Linked DNA regions of Homo sapiens: region 2 is linked to region 1. A link is an interaction called in ENCODE POLR2A ChIA-PET data of the cell type or tissue named here. Cell type or tissue: MCF 10A. All regions are shown on one strand. Each heading gives the region's core, and the rest is flanking DNA. Links, peaks and the distances in the headings are about the cores only. Region 1 overlaps CELSR1 (cadherin EGF LAG seven-pass G-type receptor 1). Region 2 overlaps TBC1D22A (TBC1 domain family member 22A).

Region 1 (9,280 bases), core at 2,819-6,818:
AACAGGGCATGTGATTTTATTTGAATTAGTTGCTGTTAGTTTACTTTAACCAAGTGTCATTTAGATTAGATATGAACAAAAATCCTAAAAAATATTTAAAAGAAGATACAAAACTGTGAATAAAAACAGACTATTAAGAAAGAAAAATCTTAGCCTGGTGCAGTGGCTGATGCCTGTAATCCCAGCACTTTGGGAGGCCAAGGCGGACGGTTCAGCTGAGGTCAGGAGCTCGAGACCAGCCTGGCCAAAGTGGTGAAACCCCATCTCTACTAAAAATACAAAAATTAGCTGGGTGTGGTAGCGGGCACCTGTAGTCCAGATACCCAAGGGGCAGAGGCACGAGAATCGCTTGAACTTGTGAGGCGGAGGTTGCAGTGGGCTGAGATTGCACCACTGCACTCCAGCCTGGGTGCCAGAGTGAGACTCTGTCTCAAATAAATAAATAAATAAATAAATAAATAAATAAAATAAAAAGAAAGAAAAATCTTGATGGGTGGATGGATAGTTGGAAGGAGGGAGGGAGGGAAGAATACAGGGCAGGAGAAAGGCGACTCCCCGGCTAGTACAATGCAGCTTCTCTGAGCTGGAAGGCCCCTCAACAGGTGCGTCAGCCCCTGCTCTGAGCAGGCTCCTCATCTGGTATCTCCCTCCCCAGGCTCCCCAAATAAGAGCCTCCAGCTCTGACCAGTGACATGCCTGCCTCCCTGCACCTGGTGCCCACCAGTCCTTCACTCTACAGCTTCTTGTGACAGCTCTACCATAAGAGACCCCACAAGGACCCAGAGAAGGCTCCAAGGAGCCCCTTCTCCAGCCTCAGCCCCTCCCACAGTCCTGCAGCACGGCTGCCACTGTCGCCCACCCCCACAATCAGGCACCATGTGCAGGTAACTCTCAGCCGTCCCGTTTCAGGCAACGCAGTCACTTGCACTGAGCTTCCGTCCTCAGAAACCTCCAGCTCTGTGCCCCAGGGCCTCGCCACTGACAGACAGAGGGGACCGAAGATGGCTGTCAGCACCACGATTAGAGCACACAGACCCCAGAGTCTGCGCCTGGCTCTTCCTGTCGCTACAAGCTCTCTAGCCTCAGTTTCTCTGCCCTTACCATGGGGATCCTGTAAGATTTCACTGAGACGATGCAGGCACAGACTGAACAGGCACCGCGGTGGTGGGAAGCACACAGACCCAGGCGGTCCCGCGCCCACTTCTCAATCACCCCTGCTCTGGGCCAGCCTCCTTGCTACATGATTCCCCTCTTACAGGCCTGCCCCCTGTGCTTGGGACACGCGTAAGCCTCCAAACAAGGCCCGCAGCTCTGAGGGACACATCCTGTCCCCTGCACAATCCCCATGACAACTGGAAGGGGCGAAGTCGGTGTGTCGGGCGGCTGGAAGGAAAGGTGTTACCCCACACGATGACCTTGAAAACGGCCCCCACCCCCGTTGTGTGCGTGTGTGTGTGTGTGTGTGTGTGTGTGTGTCTGTCTGTCTGTGTGTTTTGTTTGCTTTTTAAGAGCCCCTGGCCTTCATCCAGGACAAGAGAACAGGCGCTAGAGGGATGACCCCACTAAAAGGCTGCTGTGGGGCTTTTCCCAGCTATGGAATGTTCACGCCCAAAAGGGGGACCTGATTACTAAGGTATCCACAAGTCCTTACCCGAAGCAAAAGCCTAAGAATTCAGTCACTGGTGTTTTCCTGAAAAATGCCCATCCCTTCACCAGGGCGAGTCCCTCAGCACGTGTGGGAGGAAACGAAAACGGCTCCTGGGGGCTGTCCGTGCTTCTGCGCAGCTCCCCTTGTACCCCAAGTAAAGGCACTGGGCCCTCCACCTGGCAGGCAGCCCCCTCCCCTCACCCCTCCGAGGGTCCCCTCCGGCTCATTCCAGAAATAATCCACACCGCCTACCAGGCCCCAGGTCCACAGGCTTCAGGACAGGGAAGCCCAGGGGCCTCCAAGAGGAGCGGCCACTACTGCAAGACTGGCCTCTGGACCCTCATGGCTTGAACTTCCACCTGAATTTCCTCCCAAAACAAGCAAGAGGAAGGCTGGGTCACTGAATTAAAGAGGGTCGTTTACGGCTGGGCGTGGTGGCTCACGCCTATAATCCCAACACTTTGGGAGGCCGAAGCGGGCAGATCACCTGAGGTCGGGAGTTCAAGACCAGCCTGACCAACACGGAGAAAGCCCCATGTCTACTAAAAATACAAAATTAGCCGGGTGTGGTGGTGCGCGCCTGTCATCTCCGCTACTCGGGAGGCTGAGGCAGGACAATCGCTTGAACCCAGGGGACAGAGGTTGCAGTGAGCTGAGATCGCACCATTGCACTCCAGCCTGGGCAACAAAAGCAAAACTCTGTCTCAAAAAAAAAAAAAAGAGGGTTGTTTACTACAACCCCTCCCAGCATTAAGGAATTTCATTCTAGGGAATTTGGGGCATTTATATGAACCCGTGTGTTCAGGTTACAGGAAAAGAAGAAAAAATTAGAAAACGATTTCCCCCAAGGCTGTGAACTGAAGAAATCACACCAAACTCAGGACTGCTTTCTACATGCTGCACCCAGAAGATAACATCTAATTCTGTTTGAATCCAAGTGCTGGCAGGGATGAGCCCCGTGGCACCGGGCCACAGGCCACACCCCAGCTAAGGTGGCCGCTGCCAGGGGCCCCAGACCCCATCTACCCACCTATCCCCTTCCTCAACAGGTTCTGCTATCGGGTTTCAAAATGTGCAGGCACAGGCACCAGCCCAAACCCAAGGGGACCCTTCAGCAGCGACACTGGGGCCAGCGTGGGGTTCTGGCACGCCCAGCAACATGGGCCCGCTCCAGGCGTGGCCAGCACCGCCCCTCCTGCCGGCTCCTGCCCAGGGCTTTGGGAACTTGCCCGGAGTTTCACCTGCCTGCTACTTCACCTAGACTTTTAAAAATGGTCTCTCAACACCCTGGTCGGTACATGGGGCCAGACATAGACCTCTTGTCCCCGGGCAGCTGGTGCTGAGGTGGGCGCCCTGCCCTGGTGAGTCCATGTCCCGTGGACCTGTGGCCCCTTCCATTCTCCCAGGCCCCTTTTTCCCGTCCGCCTCCTGCTCCTCCATTCCCTCCAGGTCTGATGACTCAGAGAGAGGCAGAAGTTACTGTCCTGGCAAACCCGTCTACGAAGCTTGGCCACAGTAGCCCTTTGGGAGACAATGAGGAAGACCTGACACTGCCCACTCCCAAAGCCCCTGAGACGGGCCAGTGCCACGCTAGGCTGCAGGACAGCTAGGTGCTGTGCGTAACCCGCCAACTCTGCTGGGCCTTTAGCTCAGCCTTGTGCAGGCCTGTCCCCATGACACCCTGCCTTCCCTCTGAGGCTGGGTCCTGTTCCCATCCCACTCATGCCAGCAACCTTGTCATTTGCTTCTCAGAGGCACCCCCAAACCACTCCACTCAGATCTCACAGAGGCCACCAAGGACCTGCCCTTGGCTAACCCATCACATCTCTGTCCCCAGGCTCTCCAACCGCCAGACGGCATCCATCACGGATGACCCCCTCGGAGACACTCGCCCTCCCTCAGCCTCCAGGGCCTGCACCCGTGGGCCCTCCCCTGCACGTGGTTATTCCTGCTCCAGCTCCCAAGCAGACTGTTCCCCACCCAGGAGGCTATTCGGGCCATGGCTCCTCAAGGCTGGGCCTGGGTCCCCTCCTAACTGCCAGCACCCTCACTTCTGTGTCCATAACCTGAGCTGGTCTCCCCAGTCTGGACCTGCACACACAATCAACTTCAGGACACTCTCAAAGACGCCCAGCCACACGGGGCCAAAAATGGCCTCACGTCTTCTCACCAAAGCCGATTCCCGGTAAGGACTCTGGCTCAGGGAACGAACCTCTCTCAGTTTCACTCTCATCCTCCCAGAGCCAGTTTTTTCTGGAAGGCACAGACAGGGAACATGCCTTAGGAGCTGCCCGGTCCAGGTTCAAATCCCACTGCTGCCATCACAAGCTGGTGCCCTGGGAGCCCTGTCCTTGGTTTGCTCATCTCTAGGATGGAGGTGGCGACGGTACTTTCCATACCACAGTGTGGCGGCTGGAAAACTGCAAGCGATGGGGCCTGCAGAGCCTGGGAGGGTTCCCGGCACATGGAGCACATCGGCTGAGATGTGTCTGACCATCTAAGCTGGCAAAGCCCTCCTCAGCCACCCCCATGCTGGAGCAAGCATGATGTCCCCAGCTTCCCTCCCCTCCACTCTCACCGCCCAGCAGCTGGGACATGGGACCCAGCTCTTGCCTAAATCCTCCCGAGGGGGCCCACCAAACCCTCCACAGTCAGCCCTCTCTCGACCCGGGGGATCCATCTGACTCCCGGTCTCCCTGCCCATCACACACTGCACACGTCCAGGGGGGTAGAGAAGAGTCCCAGCCCGCCCTTGCCTGCACCTGGTGTCACCACTCTACCCCTGAGCTCAGCCCCCTTGCTCATCGGATGGTCCATCTCCACCCAGCCGCAGAAGTCAGGACCACACTGGCTCTCCCGGCTTTCGCACACAGCAGGTGCTCAATAAACAAACCAACACTCCTTATTTCTGAGGCAGTGTTTCTCAAGGTATGAGCAAGCCACTGTCTCCAGACTTATCAGAGCTCTGAAATGGTTAACTCATTGCCAAAAGCACTGAACTCTCCTGGGAAGGTTTGACACTGGCAGAATCCTGCTTGGCCACTGAAGCAATTTAAGATGGTCCGACCCAGGCTGGGAGCGGTGGCTCACGCCTGTAATCCCAGCATTTTGGGAGGCTGAGGCGGGCGGATAGCCTGAGGTCAGGAGTTGGAGACCAGCCTGGCCAGCATGGTGAAACCCCATCTCTACAAAAATACAAAAATTAGCCAGGCATGATGGCGGGTACCTATAATCCCAGCTACTTGGGAAGCTGAGGCAGCTGAGGCAGGAGAATCACTTGAACCCGGGAGGCAGAGGTTGCAGTGAGCCAAATCATGCCATTGCACTCCAGCCTGGGAGACAGAGCAAGACTGTCTCAAAAAAAAAAAAAAAAAGGTCCGATCCTTCCCTACCCTGTGAGTTCCAGAAAAGCACGCTGCCATGCATCCAGACAATGCCTGAACAGTAGCCCGCCCCTACTTCCTTCTTTGCAATCGTCTGTTTAAAAGCCACTGCAATATCCTGTATTTAACTAGGCAAACACTTAGGGAAGCTTTATCAAGCCTAGACGACTTTATACCATCCACTCTCCACCAAAGTCAACGGCGAGAAGGTTACTCAATCCTGTTATTTCACCGAGTTTCAGTATTTTCTGACATGCCTGAATGACTCATCCGCCAATCATTCTCACCCACAAACGCCACTTTCCTACATCCATGGGTCTGCAACACACACAGCAGGAGAGGCAGGGACATCGCCTTTCTCCCAAGCTCCGCATTCTGCAACAAGAGGCCTACAGCCCTGCACCCACGGACACACACTCAAAGTGAATTAAAAATGACGTGGCCCGGCCACAGATGACTGGAGAAAAGAAATGTGGTACATATATACCATGGTGTACTATTCCACTATAAAAAAGAATGAGGCCAGACGCGGTGGCTCACGCCTGTAATCCCAGCACTTTGGGAGGCTGAGGCGGGCGGATCACGAGGTCAGGAGATCGAGGCCATCCTGGTTAACACGGTGAAACCCTGTCTCTACTAAAAATACAAAAAAATCAGCCGGGCGTGGTGGCGGGCGCCTGTAGTCCCAGCTACTCGGGAGGCTGAGGCAGGAGAACGGCGTGAACCCGGGAGGCGGAGCTTGCAGTGAGCTGAGATCGCGCCACTGCACTCCAGCCTGGGCGACAGAGCGAGACTCTGTCTCAAAATAAAATAAAATAAAATAAAATAAAATAAAAATAAAAAAGAATGAGATCCTGGGCCGGGCACAGTGGCTCACGCCTATAATCCCACCACTTTGGGAGGCCAAGGCAGGTGGATCACGAGGTCAGGAGATCGACACCATCTTGGCTAACACGGTGAAACCCCGTCTCTACTAAAAATACAAAAAAATTAGCTGGGTGTGGTGGCGGGTACCTGTAGTCCCAGCTACTCAGGAGGCTGAGGCAGGAGAATGGTGTGAACCCAGGAGGCGGAGCTTGCAGTGAGCCGAGATGGTGCCACTGCACTCCAGCCTGGGCAGCAGAGTGAGACTCCATTTCAAAAAAAAAAAAGAATGAGATCCTGTCATTTGCAACAACCTGGATGGAACTGGAGGTCATTATGTTAAGTGAAATAAGCCAGGCACAGAAAAACAAATATCCCACGTTCACACTTGCTTGTGAGATCTAAAAATCAAAGCAATTGAACTCATGGGGACAGAGAATAGAAGAATGGTTACCAGAAGCTGGGAAGGGGGTAGCAGGAGGAAGGTGGATGGTCAATGGGTACAAAAAAATAGCTAAAAAAATGAATAAGGCCAGGCACAGTGGCTCACGCCTGTAATCCCAGCCCTTTGGGAGGCCAAGGCAGGCAGATCACTTGAGGTCAGGAGTTCGAGACCAGCCTGGCCAACATGGTGAAACCTTGTCTCTAAGAAACATACAAAAATTAGCTGGGTGTGGTGGCGTGCACCTGTAATCCAATGTACTCAGGAGGCTGAGGTAGGATAATCACTTGAACCCAGGAGGTAGAGGTTGCAGTGAGCCGAGATCATGTCACTGCACTCTAGGCTGGGAGATACAGTGAGACTCCATCTCAAAAAAAAAAAAAGAATAAGACCTAGTATTTAGCCCAACAGTGAGACTACAGTCAATAATAATTTAATTGTACATTCAAAAATAACTAAAAGAGTATAATTGGACTGTTTATAACACAAAGGATAAATGCTTGAGGGGATGGAGACCCCATTCTCCATGATGTGATCATTACACATTGCATGCCTGTGCCAGAATATCTCATGTACCTCATAAATACATACATCTAACCAGGCACAGTGGCTCATGCCTATAATTTCAGCACTTTGGGAGGCCAAGGCAGATGGATCACTTGAGCTCAGAGGTTGGAGACCAGACTGAATAACATAGTGAGACCTTGTCTCTATTACAAATAATTAAAAAAAAAATCAGCCAGGTGTGGTGGTGCAATGAGCTGAGATCAAGGCTGACATGAATCGTGATCATGCCACTGCACTCCAGCTGGGGCAAGAGAGCAAGACCCTGTCTCATACACACACACACACATATATATATACACACACATAAATTTGTGTATATAATTTATATATAATTCATTATAACATATATTATATATTATATATAATTCATTATATATAAATTGTTTTTCAAAAATAAAAATAAAACAAAGAATGTCAATGTTTCTGAAAGACCACTGTCCAGAAAGAAGGCAGAGCACATTCAAGGCTTGAGTTGTCCACTGGGTCATCAGCCACGTTGCCCTGAAAAACGCAAACACAGCCTTTATACAAGCTCATAATAAAAAGTTCCTATCACAGAATTTAAAATCTCATTCAAAAACTATCGCAAAAAATGAACATCTTGTATCGCTGGATGTCATTCAAAACTGGCAGCTATTTGAATTTCACTATCTTCTGACTTCAAAAAATTTTCAAAAAATGTTTTCTCCTTGGTGGGCTACATAAAACCACCAACAACTATCTAGTCACAGTCACAGTGTTCAACCCCACGCCAGGCTAAATGAACTGCCCCCACCACGTGGGCCTTCCCAGGCCCTGCCCTCCGATGCGCTCCTCCCTCCTGGGCTCCTCTGCTGAAAGCTGGCAGCCCTTCCTGGAATGGCTCCCACTAAACGTAGTCGATGGCTGGCCTGTTGCATACAGCACCTCCAGGCTGGTCATATTGCATCAAAGGCTTTAGGGCATGGCTGTAAATCCTGGGGAAGCAACAACACTCCATTGAAAACAGTGGATGAGTTTGAAACCACCGCTTCCCCGCATTGTTCCTTAATAAAACCTCCAGATAATTCAAGGGCTGATCTTTTTGTTTGGTCTGTTTTCTATCCGGTGCTTTGCTGTCTGGAACCATAGATCTTATAGTCAATAGTGATTTACTTATTTGGAGCATTAAATCCTAGTCGAATGGTCTGAGATTTCTGCGCATCCTTTTATTTATTTATTTATTTATTTATTTATTTATTTATTTTGAGACAGTCTCACTCTGTCACCCAGGCTACAGTGCAGCAGTGGGATCTCGGCTCACTGCAACCTCCGCCTCCCAGATTCAAGCAATTTTCCTGCCTCAGCCTCCCGAGTAGCTGGGACTACAGGTGCTCGCCACCACACCAGGCTAATTTTTGTATTTTTAGCAAAGACAGAGTTTCACCATGTTGGCCAGGTTGGTCTTGAACTCCTGACCTCAGGTGATCCACCTGCCTCGGCCTCCCACAGTGCTGGGATTACAGGCATGAGCCACTGCGCCTGGTCATATGCCTGCTTTAAAGCACCCATTTGACCCTGGAATAATTCAGTTTAGCAACTAATTCGTCAAAAATGTTCTCCAAAGGAAGAGAGGGGAATGCGAAGAGCGGGCTGCTTTCTGCGGATCGTGGTTTAACGCCGAGTGCCCCCCACTGGCTGTGCAGTCCTGAGAAGGCCACTCAACACCCCAGGGCCTCAGTGTCTGCATCTGTAAAATGAGCAGCAGCATGACACCACTCAGCTCCCGGTTACCAGGGAAACACATGAGAGCGCAAATAAAAGAGTAAAGAAAACCGCCTGCTGGAACCCAGTCAAAGGTAACCACTGTCATCCGGGTGTGTGTTGGGGCGGTGGTGGTCTGGGGGGTGGTGTGGATGCATGAGGACACAGCACCTGATTTACACGAGAGTACGAGTGTGTCCACAAAGGAGCAGAGCCAATAACTGGATGACTGAGACTGGATGACTACATAGTGTGGAGCCCCCAGCCCATTTTCAACTGTGGTCTAAGCTGCGCCCCAGGTGAGACAGCTCTCAGGAACCAACCTCCTTGGAAGGGAATCCATCCTAAACCCTGCTGTCTGGCTAACAGCGGGGGGGCCCACATTACTGATACCACAGACACACAAAACATCCCTGCCCCCAGCATGGATCTGTTCCCACTATCTCGTCCCTCATTAAATCTAAACCCTATTATTGGGCCAAGTCATTTTTAAATAGGCCAAATTTCCCATTGTGCTTTATCTATAAGATAAAGTGGTATAGAAGAAAAACTTCCTAAGAATATCCATAACCCCGGTTAATTCGCCCTTAAGGGCCTATTCCATATTCTCTACACGTTTACAATCTCACAAACCTAAAATATTCACCGACAAAT
Region 2 (9,280 bases), core at 3,009-7,008, 300 kb after region 1:
AAGGCATTTGCGTGTGCAGCAGGCGTCAGTGGAGTTTTGGAGTGTCAGGGATAATGTAATAGTTATGTAATAACTTAAAATCGATGACTAAACATCCACGTTCCCCCCAGAGAAATTCCTTTTGCCACCAGGAATTTCTTAGAGGTGCCTTTTTCTTCCTGGGGGTCTGAACCCCGCCGTGCCCATGCCTGTGCTGTGTTTCCTCTCTGCAGGGGCCCAGCTCCCCTCACCAGCACAGGGGACCCGCAATGGCTCTGCCTTTGGAATCTGCCCGTCTCCCTTTACCAGGAGATGCAGAGAACTTTGTTCTCTCCCTTCATATGAATTATATAATACCCACTTGCCAAAAAAGATTACAGTGAATTGTTTTTTTTCTTTTGAGACAGAGTCTCACTCTATCACCCGGGCTGGAGTGCAGTGGCACGATCTCAGCTCACTGCAAACGCTGCCTCCCAGGTTCAAGCGATTCTTGTGCCTCAGCCTCCCAAGTAGCTGGGATTACAAGCATACACCACCATGCCTGGCTAATTTTTGTCTTTTTAGTAGAGACGGGGTTTTGCCATGTTGGCCAGGCTGGTCTCGAATTTCTGGCCTTAAGTGATCCACCCGCTTTGGCCTCCCCAAAGTGCTGGGATTACAGGTATGAACCACCACACCCAGCCTAAACTGAATTGTTTTAAATAAAAATTGCCCTCACATATTGCATATGTAATATGAAAAAACGTTTTTCAAACAGAAGTTCACCTGGGTGATGAGACACTGTGGTGGTCTTCTTTTTTTTTTTTTTTGAAACGGAGTCTTGCTCTGTCGCCCAGGCTGGAGTACAGTGGCGCCATCTCGGCTTACTGCAAGCTCCATCTCCCGGGTTCACGCCATTCTCCTGCCTCAGCCTCCCGAGTAGCTGGGACTGCAGGTGCCCACCACCACGCCTGGCTAATTTTTTGTATTTTTAGTGAGATGGGGTTTCACCGTGTTAGCCATGATGGTCTCGATCTCCTGACCTCGTGATCCGCCCACCTTGGCCTCCCAAAGTGCTGGGATTATAGGCGTGAGCCACCACACCCAGCTGGTGGTCTTCTTTTAACGCTAAACTGTGGCCCTTTGTGTGACTGGATGTTCTTCTGCAAGCCGACATTCGGTACCAATGTGGGGTTCCATTGTTTGGCTGGGCCACACTTTCCTGGCCGCCCCTGTTCTCCATTTGTTTCTTCCAAGTTTTTCCCATTAAACACTGCCTCAGATATCTTAGTACTCACATCTTAGCTCTCATCTCTGGTTATTTTCTTGGGATAATTACTCAATGTAAAATTATTGTTTCCAAAGATATGCCTATTTTTAAGACTTGATCAAGTTTTCTTTTTTCACATCTTATGGGCCATCTGTGTTTCTGCTGTCAATTTCCTGAGCGGATTTTTCGCTGATGGTTTTGTCTTGTCCTAGTGTGTTTGGGAGAGGGCTTTTCGTGTCCTGGTGTCCTGGAAGGTGGATGGGATGCAGGTGGAGCTTGGGCACCCAGGGCTCCTGTGAGGCTCAGCAGGGCCAGCCTGGGTGGAAGCGAGGTCCCGGAGACTGTCCCGGAGCTTGCTTGAGTGCTATGGTCCTACAAAGTGAAGTGTTGTACCCATTTTAGAGATGAGGACATGAGTTTCAGAGGGGTGACTGGACAATCCCATAGCACCCACGCAGCAGAGTCAGGATTTGAACCTGGGCAGACGCTTGCCCCATCCAGAGTGAAACTTGTGGACGCTGTGCAGGACGGTTCCTGGCTTGCAGTCAGCACTCAGATAGCTGTTGAATGAATACACGAAAACGTAAATCTGGTTTTAGTTTCCGTTTTTTTTTTTTTGAAAGACAGATTAGCTCACTGTAAAATCTGTTTTTCTTCCTTTGCCAGGAAGCCATCAACAGAGACTCTTTCCTCTATCCTGTTGTAGAGTTGATTGACAGGGTTCTTTGTGCCTGGAAAGCAAATTATGTTAAAATTATCTTCACGACCTATTTATAAGTGCCACGATTCCTCAGCACTCTTTGGTTATAATCTGTGTCCTCAGGTGAGTGGGGTCTCCCGGGTCCCATGGCGCCCCCTGCCTGTTCAGGTCAGGCTTCTAACTTACCTTGGAGAGTGCTCTGCCCGCCGTCACCACGCGATGGTGTTGTGACCTCACGTGGGGCAAGTCATGCAGGCCGAGTCGGCGTTCCTGAGCTCCCATGCAGCGAATGCATCACCTCGGGAGAAAACTGTGTTCAATGTCCTCTTAATGACGTTGGCATTTTCACCATCGGTGCAGCTTGTGTTTCTAAAACATGACTACCTCACCCACATTGCCTATCCCTAAGGCATTTCAGCCACCCAGAGCCCCTTCGGAATCTGCTTTCCTTTCTCACGGACTTACCTTTTGAACATGCGTGTACCAAATGGTATTTTATAAGTCGTAGTCTTCTCGTATCAAAACGAGTCCTGGCCGCCAGCAGAACGTCTGATCAGCCTAGGTGATCGGCCTGCCCAGAGAGAGCTGCTGTCATTTCCACTTGAGGATGCGTGTGGGCTTGGTCACTTTGTGCAGCCTGGTGGTGTGAGTGAGGTCTCAGCCTTAGGTGGGCTTCTGAAGGGTGACCTATGACTCCTCTCTTCTCTGAGAGTACCTGGGTGGAGCGTACTGGGGTCCCAGGATGATGGATGATGGGCCACTTTCTACTGGGGCGGGCAGTGAAGACTTCATCTGGAGGTGCTTGTCTTATCCGCAGGGACTGTCTGTCTCAACCACGTGAGCAGCGTTAAGGCCGCTCTGCAGCTCTTTGTGCGGATATATGGCATGGGTGCTCCCCTTTGTGCTCCCCACCCTAACACAATCTCAAGTGTTGTTAGGCCTGTGCGTCGTGCAGTGTAATTTCCCCACAAGGTGTCACTGCAGATTATTCCCAGGACTTTCACGCCCCAGGGACTTCCGTGTGCCATTGACTAAGATTAGAAGCATCTTGAGGCCAGGGGGCTGCTCCACACTCCCGTGCCTTCCAACACAGCAGAGGTTCTGGTGCAGCGTCAGGACTCCAGTGGGATTTTTCTTTTGTATTTGAGAGAATGGATGGAGGTGGGATACATTTGCTCAGCATGATTTCTCACCCACGGATTAATAAATATATGTAAGTGTGATAAAGTTAAAAAATGGAGGCCTCATAATTCTGCAGGAAGAAAGACAAAGGAATTAAAGATTGAAAAGGCAAGAAGCCTTTGAAGCAGCCTGTTGTCCTCTTAGTTGTTCACATTCTGGTTCTAACAACATGTCCACTTGAAGAACTACCTGGGCCACTGCGAGATGTTTGTCACTGTGAGATGTTTGTCTGTTGCATTTCTCTACCCACTCCCACGGCCTGTCCTGGAGTTCACACTCTCCCTGTCTCTGGCCTGGGCCGCTTTGGGAGTCTCCCGTCTGGCCCAAGGGCGTCCAGCTTACCTCTTCCTGCCCGTCTCCCACAGGAGATCTTGTTAGAGGCCAGTCTGCTTACCTGAGCTTCTGCTTTCAGATCCTTGGTTAGCCTCCTGCATGGAGCTCAGAGTCCAGACTCCTCAGCCTGGGACAGGAGGCCACACCTCTCACCACCTCCCACTTAGGCCTTCTCCCACCCTCCTGTCTCTGTTTGGACTGTTCTCTGCCACCCACTGTCACTCTAGCCACATGGGCTCATCTCTGCTCTTCAGGTGAGCTGTGCACATGTGCACACACAGATACACGCCCTCACGTTGAGCGCTCATTTCCTTTGTGCCTGGTGCTGTTCTTAGTACCTCATGGGTCTTATTTCATACTTGAAACGACCTACATGGCAGGTTCTATATTGTCTGTTTCAGATGAGCTAGAGGCACTGATACAGTAAACAAAGTCCTTAAGGTCACACACTCTCCAATGTCACAGGTCTGGGATGAGAGCCCAGATGTGTCCCCCACCCCCTCCACATTTCTGCTGGTGGTCAGGGGTGGGGGTTTCCCTGCTTCGCTTCTGTGCATTCTCCAAGTGTCGGATCAAATAGCACCTCCTCTTTGTGGCTCTTTTTTCTTTGACTCTTCTCTCTGTCCTTACAAAATTAATTGTGCAGTAATCAAACGCATTGTTTCATAGTTACTTGTGGCCTGGGCTGTGAGCCCTCAGGGTAGGGGTGCATCTTATTCATCTTCAGGTTCCGTGGTTCAGGGCACATATTACGTAGGTACCTGGTGAAATTAGGTAATGTTTGGGATGTCTTGAAAATGTATGTTGTGGAACTCACCCCCTTCATGGCCTGGTGAGTAGGGGTTTGTGAGGGATGGTCCTGTTGTTGCTTCTCTCTTCCTGTGCTCCCTGATGCTCCTGAAGTCACCTCTGCTTTTGCTGCTGATTAGAGACAGAACTCTTCTAACCGACTTACTAGCACGGAGAGAATACATCTGCTTCACATTGCTGCCAAGTTAATACTGCATCTGGGAAGGCCAGAGAAAAACCAAGTTAAGAGAATCTTACTGCATAATTTATGAAAGACTGAGTCATAAAATAAGCATTTACAGTGGCCTGTTTGCCCAAGGTAGGGAATGCTAATGCAGCTATTATTCATCCCGATGGGGCCAGCGGCGTTTCTATGCCTCCAAAAGGTCTTCTGGCTCTTAGTTGCCTCCATGGATTTCTGAGGTTATCTCTAGCCTTTGTTTCCAAAATTGGCTCTTTTCCTGTTTGGGGGCCGGAGGTTTGGAGTTCAGTGCCGCGTGAAACAATTTTGTAGGAACTGTGTGTGTTGATATTTCTAAACAATGGAGGTCGTAAAGAAAAAAATCCCAAGACACCAGATTCAGTGCCAGCTCAGTACTAGGCACCATGAAAGGAGCAGGGGTACACAGGGAAATGAGACTGGCTTTGTTCCCAAGGCGCTGTGCTCGGCGAGAGACAGAATGTCTGCCTGGTGCTGTGAGCGCAGAGCCCTGGGTGGGGAAAGGATCTGAAGTGGAGACATTTCCCAGTTGCTGATGGTACAGCAGGGCTGGAAGGGTGTGGAGCTGGGCATAGGTATTGTGGGCATCAGGCGTGCCGCACCCAAGGCGGGAATGCATGGGGACGCTGAGGCGAGTGACTGGAGGCAGGCTGGCATGGTGGATGGTCTGCTTTCTGAAGGCTTGTGGTTGCCAGGCCTGAGAGTGACTGCTCATCGTATGTGACTTCTCTCCACTCACACTACTTCCCATCACCCTTCGAGCCCCTGGAGGGTAGGGCCCTATTCTCAATAAATGACAGATCAGTGATTGCAGTGTTTCCAGCAGCCCTCAGATCTCCCAGGGCTAGAAATCGCAGGGCGTCATGTTGCATGTAGGCTGCAAGCTGTGAGCAGCTCTGTGTGTGTCCTCATTCCAGCCCTGGCTGGAAAGTGCAGTCTGTCTGGGACCGCTCCCATGGCACAGAGCAGAAGCAAAGGGCTGGTGGAAGGTCCCAGTGCCTCTTTGAGCTTTGCCAGGACAGTGTGTGTCACATCACTTTCCGTGGGCCAGCTGATGGCACAAGGCCAAGCCCAACATCAATGGGCAGGAATGTATAATCCTTTTACAGGGAAGTGAATCTTCAAGAACAGTGATACAGGCTGCTACTCAGAGCACTTGAAGGATTTGAATCTGGGAAGTAATGTGATCCTATTTATAATTTTTAGAAAGTTCATTCTGGTGCAAGTGGCCTGGAAAAGTGCAGATAGATTCAGGGTCAGCGTAGGTGGGAAATACATTTATAGCTGCCTGTGCCGAGCGGGCTCTGGGCAGAGGGTCAAGCTGTTGGAGTGGGGATGCTGAAGAAAGAAAAGCTTTAAGAGGTATCTCCGAGGAAGATGGAGTCAGAGAATCTAGTGACTGGTGGTGTGAGGGAGCCTCAGGGTCCCAGTGAGTCATGCTGGGCATTGGAGTCACGGTGGATGACAGTGACCTCATCTAAGAGGACACGAGAGGAAGAGCAGATTGGGCAGGCCGAAGGCATTTGATGTTGGCCACTGGGTCCTGGCACCATGAGAATGGAGGTGTTGGTGGACGAAATCACCCAGTGGGCTCTTGTCAGGCAGGAGCAGAGAGCATGGACAGAGCCCACCCCTGACATTTCCATAGGAGGGAGGATGCTGACGTGGAGGACCTCCTGTGTGTCTGACATTGTTGCAGGAGTCTCTGTAGAGTCTCCTGTTGGATTTCCAGCAACTCTCCAGAGTAGATTCTCTTTACCACTGTTTCGTTTAACGGTTGTGGGAACCGAGGCCCACAGAGGTCAAGATACCTGCTCCAAGGTCATCCAGCAGATGAGCCTGAACCTGCAGTAACTCCCGGACTCGGAGCACAAGCACGTGGCTTGTGTGTTCCTTCTCAAGTAGGACCACTCCTGGTGTCCTTTGGTTCAAGATCATATCTAGTATATAATGAAATTTTGTTTTATGCAGTTTTTCAAGTGAGTTCACACCCATGGTCTGATTGAAAAAGTAATTAGTATTCCTATTAGAGCTTACCAAACAATCCCCTGATACGTGAGCATCCACAGAGGAACAGAGCAGCACTGTGTTTGTGATCTTTGATTTATAGCTGCCTGTGCCCAGCGGGCTCTGGCAGAAGGCTATAAATAAAATTAAAATAAATGGAAACAATGCACCTATAAATTGGGTTGCAGGAACCTCCAATTACCTTTTAGAGGAAATCCCCAATAAAATGCTGTTTGGCAATCCGTTTGAAAGAGAAGGAGCGATAGATCATCGTGGCGAAGTCAGGAAAGTGAAGGACAGGATACAATGTTGGAATGTTTCAAATATTAAAATTAGCTGATTCCAGTGAATTGCTGTTTGGTGTTATCAATGTTGGAAGGTCCTTTCCCCCCTCATTATTATTGTATCTTTCCAAGTGGGATAAAAGCCATCAGTTGCAAGTGCAGGATTTTAGGGAGGCAAGTCAGTATTTCTCTTATTCCTTTTGTTTTTTGAGTCAACTTCTCGGCTTCATGTTCTGGAAAATGGTGGGGGCCCAGCAAGAGGCTGGGTTTGGGCAGGATGTCTGGCCTGATTTTGCCCTTGTATCTGAGAGACAGTCCATGCATCATGGCAGGGAAGGGCCAAACTGGAGACCAGGTGGCCATGGGGCAGATCCAGAGCGGGAGCTGTGGGCCTGTGTGTGGGGAAGTCACGTTGTCTCTCTTTAGAAATCTTGTTATGCCCTTCTTAATTGTGTCCCAGAAAGTTATGATTTATGGAAAAGAGTACGTTTTCTTTTAAAATATGTTGGCTGGGGCCGGGCGCAGTGGCTCACGCCTGTAATCCCAGCACTTTGAGAGGCTGAAGTGAGTGGATCACGAGGTCAGGAGTTCGAGACAAGCCTGGCCAACATGGTGAAACCCTGTCTCTACTAAAAATATAAAAAGCTGGGTGTGGTGGCGGGCACCTGTAATCCCAGCTACTCAGGAGGCTGAGGCAGGAGAATCGCTTGAAACAGAAAGGCAGAGGTTGCAGTGAGCCGAGATCGCGCCACTGCACTCCAGCCTGGGCAACAAGAGCGAAACTCTGTCTCAAAAAAGAAAAATAAATAAAATATGTTGTCCACATAAAATATTTTAATAAAAATATGTAAAATACATTTATTCTTATTCTGTGGAAATAAATGATAATTATTTGGCTGATGTTTGGATATCTGGTGCTAACAAGCCACTGAAGTCATTGGCCAGCGACATTCTCACTGGTCAGACTTTGGCCAGCAGGCACTGGAATGCGCTTTCTGTCACCTGGCTTCCACTTGGCTCTGTGGAATGTGAGGAAGAAGGGATAGAACAGGGACAGGGAAGGGCGGATGGTGTCCATCCCCAGCTAAGCTGCATGGGGATTCCTCTTGGAGACTGAACATGAGTGTCAGCAGAAGCCTGTAGAGCACAAAGCATGTATGCATTCTGAGGCCCTGTCCGCCTGGGCAGCTCCAGGAAGAGGCAAGGTTAGATCTCTCCTGACTAGGAGGCCCAGCCTCAATTAAAGCTGTGATTTGAAACTTTCAGGTTAGTGGGAAGATACATATGAGTTAATCTCTTTCTATTTAAGTCTTAATTTTATATATGTGATGACTAGGCAGTGTTTAGAATCTTTGTTTGCTGTGTGTCAATGCACTAATGTGACTTTTAACTTATTGGACCATACTTATAGGAAGCTTAAGTTGTTTGGACTGAAGGTTATAGCTCAGGCCCTATTATAAACCTACTTGAATTGTAGGTGGGGGATGCTCAATTAGACCAGCTCATGGTAACTGCTAAGCTACCTGTCACCACTTGAGGGCCTTTCAAGATCGGCAGTTAGAAACCAGCATGGCCGGCCGGCTCCTTGCATTGCAGGCACAGTGGCTTCTCCTGAGTCCCACGGCACATTCTTCTACTGGGCTCAAGCTGCCTTGCCTGAAGGGCTTTGTGCTACTGTCCCTGTCCTTAAGGTCTTCATGACTCGTGGGGGTGATAAGACTCAAGCCAGCAACTGAGAAAGGACGAATATTCAAAGGAAGGGAGGAACACATCTGGCTGGAGTGATCAGGAACATTTTTAAAGGAGAAGGTGACAACTGAGCAGAGGAGCTTGGTCTTGAAGAAATGGAGAGATGGGATAATATTCCAGAAGAAGCAATGGAGTAAAGTTGTGAAGGTGGTTCCAGAGCAGTGAAAGGTCTAGTTTCCCTGGAGCCTTGTCTTTGGGTAAAACTGCAACTGCATGCCAGCCTACTGATACCTGAGTGCTGATAAACAAAGGCGTTTTTGTGGGTTGAAGCAACCATAGGCCAGGGTGCAAGGACTTGTCAGGAGAGAGGAATTGGGTTTTTGTTCCCATTTGGTCTCTCTGCCAGATGCCTTAACATTTTAAAAGTCTTTTCTTTCCATTTTCTTTTTCTTTTTTTCTAGAATTCTTATTCTTCTCAACACTTTTATTCGTAGCATTTTCTTATTTAAATTGTATTTGGACCCTCTATATCCCTAGCCTCTGAAGTAGACTCAACCCCAGCCAAAAGGAGCAGGTGCAAAGCTCAAATCCTGATTAAGAGGAATGAATACAGACTGCTGGGTTGACTAAAATAGGGAAGAGACTCAAGGGTATAAGGAAATACCAGAATAAAAAAGCACACTGTGGCAAATGATGTCAGAAAGATGGTGAAATAGGAGTTTTCAGCCCTCATCCCCCCCAGCAGTAATACTGATTTTGACAAATGCCCACAGGTGAGAGTACCCCTGTGGAGCACAGGAGTACAAGTGCAGAGGTCTTAGCAGTCTTGTTGGAGAAAATCACTCAAG

What was found. Peaks named below come from ENCODE experiments on the same cell type or tissue, not always from the same donor. Only the 100,000 strongest peaks of a DNase experiment are listed, where the experiment ranks them.
Region 2: POLR2A ChIA-PET joins it to region 1 with 5 read pairs; 1 of 35 experiments calls an interaction of 5 or more read pairs at or near these places.

What each region holds. Positions count from the first base shown.
Region 1 is chr22:46,523,096-46,532,375 of GRCh38, forward strand. All of the region lies in intron 1 of CELSR1 (cadherin EGF LAG seven-pass G-type receptor 1), which reads right to left. Among named protein-coding and RNA genes, the nearest start is that of CELSR1, 9.9 kb to the right of the region's middle. RefSeq lists enhancers at 1-307, 5,121-5,622. In MCF 10A, for the core only: no CTCF peak of the experiment used is centred there; DNase peaks (open chromatin) are centred at 2,856, 3,116 and 5,276.
Region 2 is chr22:46,825,113-46,834,392 of GRCh38, forward strand. All of the region lies in intron 4 of TBC1D22A (TBC1 domain family member 22A), which reads left to right. Among named protein-coding and RNA genes, the nearest start is that of TBC1D22A, 67 kb to the left of the region's middle. RefSeq lists a silencer at 2,134-2,292. In MCF 10A, for the core only: no CTCF peak of the experiment used is centred there; DNase peaks (open chromatin) are centred at 4,169, 4,529 and 5,419.